Linked DNA regions of Homo sapiens: region 2 is linked to region 1. A link is a contact called in ENCODE Hi-C or POLR2A ChIA-PET data. All regions are on one chromosome and are shown on one strand. Each heading gives the region's core, a stretch centred on a gene start or an enhancer-like site at or near the end of the contact. The rest is flanking DNA. Distances are from core to core; before and after follow the strand shown. Region 1 holds the start of MYO1C (myosin IC). Region 2 overlaps SLC43A2 (solute carrier family 43 member 2).

Evidence for each region. Hi-C counts contacts between places; a loop is a spot of excess contacts on that map. ChIA-PET counts read pairs that join two places held with the same protein, here RNA polymerase II (POLR2A). Pooled maps may share reads with other maps.
Region 2: a pooled map shows a loop between it and region 1 (2.9-fold over the local background). The contact joins the enhancer-like site here to the promoter of MYO1C in region 1. A Hi-C loop is called at or near these places in 1 of 168 maps with a recorded cell type or tissue (endothelial cell of hepatic sinusoid) and 4 of 50 pooled maps. POLR2A ChIA-PET finds 5 or more read pairs at or near these places in 2 of 52 experiments (H1 and naive thymus-derived CD4-positive, alpha-beta T cell).

The regions. Positions count from the first base shown.
Region 1 is chr17:1,491,391-1,494,090 of GRCh38, forward strand. It overlaps MYO1C (myosin IC), which reads right to left and starts at 1,296. Exons shown (of 32, transcript NM_001080779.2): 1 at 1,023-1,296. The coding sequence starts at 1,097. It overlaps LOC105371483 (a long non-coding RNA gene), which reads left to right and starts at 1,397. Exons shown (of 2, transcript XR_934145.4): 1 at 1,397-2,235; 2 at 2,560-2,700. RefSeq lists an enhancer at 1-347 and silencers at 1-71, 152-551.
Region 2 is chr17:1,591,671-1,594,370 of GRCh38, forward strand. SLC43A2 (solute carrier family 43 member 2) reads right to left here. Exons shown (of 14, transcript NM_152346.3): 6 at 1,517-1,609; 7 at 1-29. Among named protein-coding and RNA genes, the nearest start is that of PITPNA, 30 kb to the left of the region's middle. RefSeq lists a silencer at 192-357 and an enhancer at 1,965-2,466. Within about 2 kb of position 1,306, at least 8 of the 41 ENCODE cell types and tissues checked have a DNase peak (open chromatin) inside an H3K27ac peak, as active enhancers do.

The DNA of each region.
Region 1 (2,700 bases), core at 46-2,545:
CCCCGCAGGTAAATCTAAGTCTCCACCAGGCTGCGCCGGCGCCTCCGGGTCGTGGGACCCCCCCCCCCCGCACGGGTCCACGCGGCCGTTCTTCGGCCCCAGCGATCCCCGGCCGTGACCCCTGCCTCGTGCACGGCGGCTCCCGGCCCGGCCGCCCGCTCCCCACACCCGCCCCCCGCGGCCGCCGTCCCCGCGCCCCGAGTACCCACCGGCGTGGCTCTTCCGGCGCGGGCGGGGCCGGGCTGGGCGGCGTGGCGGGCTTGGGGATCCGCGGCCCGGGCGCACTCTCCCCGCCCAGGGCCCGCCGGGGGCCGGGCCGCAGCCTGTCGTCATCCCGGGCAGGGCCGCGCACCCTCCGGCCCCGCCCCGCCCCGCCTCAGCCCCGGCCGCGTCCGCGAAGCCTCGGTGCGTGCGGCCCCCGCCTCGGCCCGTTCCCGGGGCCACAGCGAACACGCGCGCGCCCCTCCGGCCGAAGACCCGGCTCCCCGCCGCGCTGCTGGGGGCGTGGGGGCGCCCGACTTTCTCCCTCCTCCGGGCCCTTTGCATCTCCAGCCCCTTCCTGCGGGCCGGGCCAGGGCCGCGCTCCCCCGTTTCTACCCACCCGTGACCCTTCACCCACCTCCCACACCGTCCTTCTGTTCTGAGTCTTGGGCGGTCCCAGCCCTGCGGACTGGAGAGGAGCGGGGCGTTGACTGAGCCTGGAGCTTCCATGCCCTGGTCCTTCGACCTCACAGCAGCCGGCACTTGCCTTTTGTGCCCAGTATTCACGGTTCTGCCCACTGAGGTTCGGGAAGCCGGGGAAGAGTCAAGCCCAGACCTCCACTTCCAAAAATCCTGCTGCTAGTGGCCCTTGCATCCTTACTCTTCCACTCACCCCGTCTTGTTCAGTCTGTTCTGGCCCCGCCAAGGATCGGAACCCCTCCCCGCTGCTCAGCTCTTGCCCGAGGGCTCGCCTGAGAGGGGCTGCCCGGCCTTGGGGAGACGCTCCCACCCTCCTCCCAGCCCAGAGCATCCCAGCTTACAAGCTTGCAGGGCCTGTGGGGATGAACCACGCGGATGATCTCCCCGGTGGGTACCAGCTCCACTTGCAGCGCCATTCCGCCCTGCGGAGAGCCAGCGGCCTGGGCACCGCGGCCTGTGAGCAAGAGCTGCCTGCCCACTGGCGGGCTCCGACCACTCCGGGACCAGGAACCTACGGTCTAACGCCGGGATGGCCACTTGGTTCTGCTTCAACTGCAGCCCCAGGGGATGTGGCTGGTCCAGCTCCTCAGGACACGGCTGGAGCCGTCCAGGTCTGACTGGGAGGCCTCTTGGCCCGGATGGTTGGAGCAGGAAGAGGAGGGGCTGGGGATGGAGGAAATGCCTGTTGTCCCAGGTAACCAGAGGAGCCGATGCAGCCACCCATGGGGGACCCTGGGCTCCAGGTCAAAGGCTAGGACGCCTTTCCCCTTCCCCCCATCCCCACGGCAGCTCTATGGCTGGGCCCCTCCTCCTGCCCACTCTCTGGTACCACCTAGAGAGCACGGGGCCCACTCCCCAAACCAGACGGCATGCCCTCCCCTAGGCCAAGAGGACCCGTTAGTAGGCACTGGCTTTCCTGCACATCCCCTCAACGGGGCTGCCCCCCACAGCAGGTGAGCCCCCACCATGAGTTTGAGAGACCAGGGCTGCTGGGGCCTGGTCATGCAGGGCCCGGACAGGGGGCTGTCCCGCTGTGAGGAAGCTCTTGGCTTACCCTCCTCTGAGCCTCAGAGCTTGTGAGGTTAGTTCCTGGGTTCCCTGGGTGTGGGCAACCTCTAGCCCTGTTCATCCCTTGCGTTTCAACAGTACCCCCAGGTGACCCCCACCCCTGATGTTCCTGCTTTTCTATTTTTATTGTTGCTAAATCACAGCTGACACTTTCCTGGCCTGAGACTGAGCCCTCCAGTCTCCAGCCATTCCTTATAGGAAGTAAGAACAGGGAAGTGGATAGGGGAAACAGACCTTTCCAGAGGGAGAGGCTGGCATAGGAAGGGCTGAGTCCCGTGGGTGTGTGCTGGCACCGACAGCCCCATAGGCAGGGGCCTTCCCCCCGGCACCCTTCTCTCTCCCCACAGCTTCCCCCGCCCCGGAAAAGCTAGCAAGCCTTCCTTCCTTCCTCCGGGAAGCACATCTATCCAGAGCAGGCTCATCCCCGGCGGCCACACAATGGCCCTTATCAGCCGTGGAGCCAGGCGTAGACCCAGTGCACACCAGGTCTCACTTATTTCCTGTTTCCACCCAGTGGGTCGGGGTGGACCCAGAACGGCCATATCCTGACTGGGGCCCAGAGGACGGAGAGCACCCCCCATTCCCCTTTCCGCCTCTCAATCACTGCTGGGCTCACCCCTCCCACACAGGAGGCTGGGTGTGTGGCGACCTCAGTTCACCACGGGGGAGGTGAGCATGTGGGGGGACCCCTGGGGTCAAGCCCCGGGGCCGCATTAATCAGAACGGGGAGGCGGGTCTAGTGCGATACACTTTCTGCAATTGTTCTCCCACAGTAATCTTGAGAATAGGGACATCATCTGTATTTTACAGACTACTGAGACCGCTCTGCGGGTGGGTTCAGACCCCATTCCTGTTTCTGGTCCTGTGGGAAACCACAGGTGCCTGGAACTTTGAAGAGACTGTACCACTTCTCTGAGCCTTGGCTTTCCCATCTGCCCAATGAAGGGTGCC
Region 2 (2,700 bases), core at 56-2,555, 100 kb after region 1:
ATGAAGGAGACACCAGCATCATAGATGAGCTGACAGGCACCGCGGGGACGGGGTGGGGGGGGGAGGGGGCAGAGTTAGCCCGGGGAGGCCAGAGCCGCAGCAGGCAGGGGCGTCTGGCCACCCCTGCTGTCCCTGTGCTGAGCCGCGCAAAGAGGCACAGCCCTGCCAGCCTGGGCGTTGGGGCATCAGGCACCCGCCTTCCAGTCCTCCCACCGTGCCTGCCCTGCTGGTCATCTGGGCCTGGCGTGTGATTAGCCCCCCGACTCGGAGGCCTTCCTGACCGCCCCGCCATGACCACGGCACGTCTTGCAGGCTCATAGTGATCGGCCCAGCAGAGGGGACGGTGCTCCTGGTCCGTCGGCTTGTCTGGTATTAGCGGAGCTCCCTGAAGGCGGGAACCGGCCAGCCCCGTCCACTGATGCTTCCCCAGTGCCTCTGAGAGCTCACATGGCAGAGGCCAAAGAAATGCTCAAGGAAGCCAGGCATGGTGGCTCACGCCTGTAATCCCAGCACTTTGGGAGGCCAAAGTGGGCGGATCATGAGGTCAGGAGTTCCAGGCCAGCCTGACCAACATGGTGAAACCCCATCTCTACTAAAAATACAAAAATTAGCCGGGCATGGTGGCGGGCACCTGTAATCCTAGCTCCTTGGGAGGCTGAGGCAGGAGAATCACTTGAACCTGGGAGGTGGAGGTTGCAGTGAGCCGAGATCGTGCTGCTGCACTCCAACCTGGGCGACAGAGCAAGACCCTGTTCCCCCCCAAAAAAAGGAGGAGGAAGAACTTTCGGGATGCTCCCCAGTCCAGGGGCATGAGAATCTCTGCAAGTCCATAGGATGGCTGGCCCCAGAGTCCCAGCTCCCACCACTTCAATGCCCAGGTGGCCAGCCCACACCGTGTCCCCCTCTCCTCGCCAACAGCATTCCCACACACACCACCGAGGAAAGGGGCTTTTACTTAGTGTGAGGGTCAGAGGTGGGAGAAGCCCCTACGGGGCCCTGGCAGACCCACAGGGTCTGGGGAACTTGGGCTGATGGACTGTGAGGTGTTTGCTTCGTCCTGACCCTGTGTGACTTCCACAGGCTCAAAATCCTGCCTAGGAGGGAAACAGCTGAAACACTTGGCCAAGAGCAGTGCTTTGGCTGGCGGGGAGTAACGGTACAATAACAGCAGGCTGGGGGTTGGGGAGCAGGGGAGCAGCGGGAGACCAGGATGACGGAGGAGACGGGGGCAAGACTCACAACTGGAAACAGACTCACCCACCGCCCTTCCCCTGCCCCAGCCCCGAAATGCAAAGGCACCTGCGGCAGATCCTGCAGCCACATGCGTGATTCCCGTCCCCTGAGGCCCCGCGGTTTTCATTTGTCGCCCCTGTGATGCCCAGGTGCATCCTGCCCGGGTGGGGGTGGTGGAGAGGGGCCACCCCGGGTGCCCACAATTGCCTCCCTCTTCAGAGAGGGTGGAAGGAGCCTGGAGCAGGCCTCTGCACAGACACCAGTGCAAAATACACGTGCTCACCTTGATTCCTGGAAAGGTGACTGCCGAGGAGGCGTAGGACCCAATCATCAAGGCAATAAACGTGGACCGAAGGTCGCCGAACATGTTGGGCAGCTGAGAGATAAGAAGCAGAGAAACCTCAGTGGGGAGGATGCACCAGGGAAGGGGAGGAGGAGGGGACAGAGAACTAGGCCCCATGAGGCCCCTTCTTCACCTGCGCCCCTTCCTGTGTGACTCACAGGGGCATTAGTTCAGGGGCAATGACCGCTCACTGAAGGTTTCTCCTTCATGGACTGAGGCTGATGGGGCCAAGGAGGGAGGTAATGCAGAATACAAGCAGTTGTCTGACTTTCCGGCTGGCAACCCTCCCTATCTCTCTGCTCCTGGCAGAGCCCAGGAGCCTTCTTGTCTTTTCAGGGTAACACTGAGATGCCAGAGAACAAAGTTATGAGCCTCAGGCAGCCCTCAAAGGGAGAAAGCCTGTTAAAAATAAGAATCTATTTGGGGATAATAGCATCATTTTATAAATAAAAATATCAGCATTCCAGAAAGACCAGATGTCAGCAAAAACTGCTTTTGGTTTGGAGAGGGTAGGTTTTTGGAAGATGTCAATCAGAATTCTACAGTTCTCTTCGGTCTGAGGATGAAGCTGGCCCAGGATTCCTGCTTCTGAATTTCTTTTCTTTGTTTTGAGATGGGGTTTTGCTCTTGTTCCCCAGGCTGGAGCGCAGTGGTGTGAGCTCGGCTCGTTGCAACCTCCGCCTCCCTGGTTCAAGTGATTCTCCTGCCTCAGCCTCCCAAGTCGCGAGATTAGAGATGCCCGCCACCATGCCTGGCTAATTTTTGTATTTTTAGTAGAGACGGGGTTTCACCATGTTGGCCAGGCTGATCTCAAGTGATCCGCCCGCCTCGGCCTCCCAAAGTGCTGGGACTACAGGCGTGAGCCACCGCGCCCGGCCTCCTGCTTCTGAATTTCTCAGTACAAGCAGGGGATTATCTTCCCACAGGATGTTCGGCCCGAGCAGTTAGCATCCTGGAAGGCCAACGGGAAGCAAGGTCCGGGCTCTCTTCCCAACGAAGCCACTCTCGGCATCTCACATCAGCTCATTCTGGGTACAGGGCAAGAGGGGGCCCACCTGAACAGGACTTCAAGGCTAACTCTTGCTCATTCTACCGAAATCCAGGCCTAGGGCAAACTACATCCT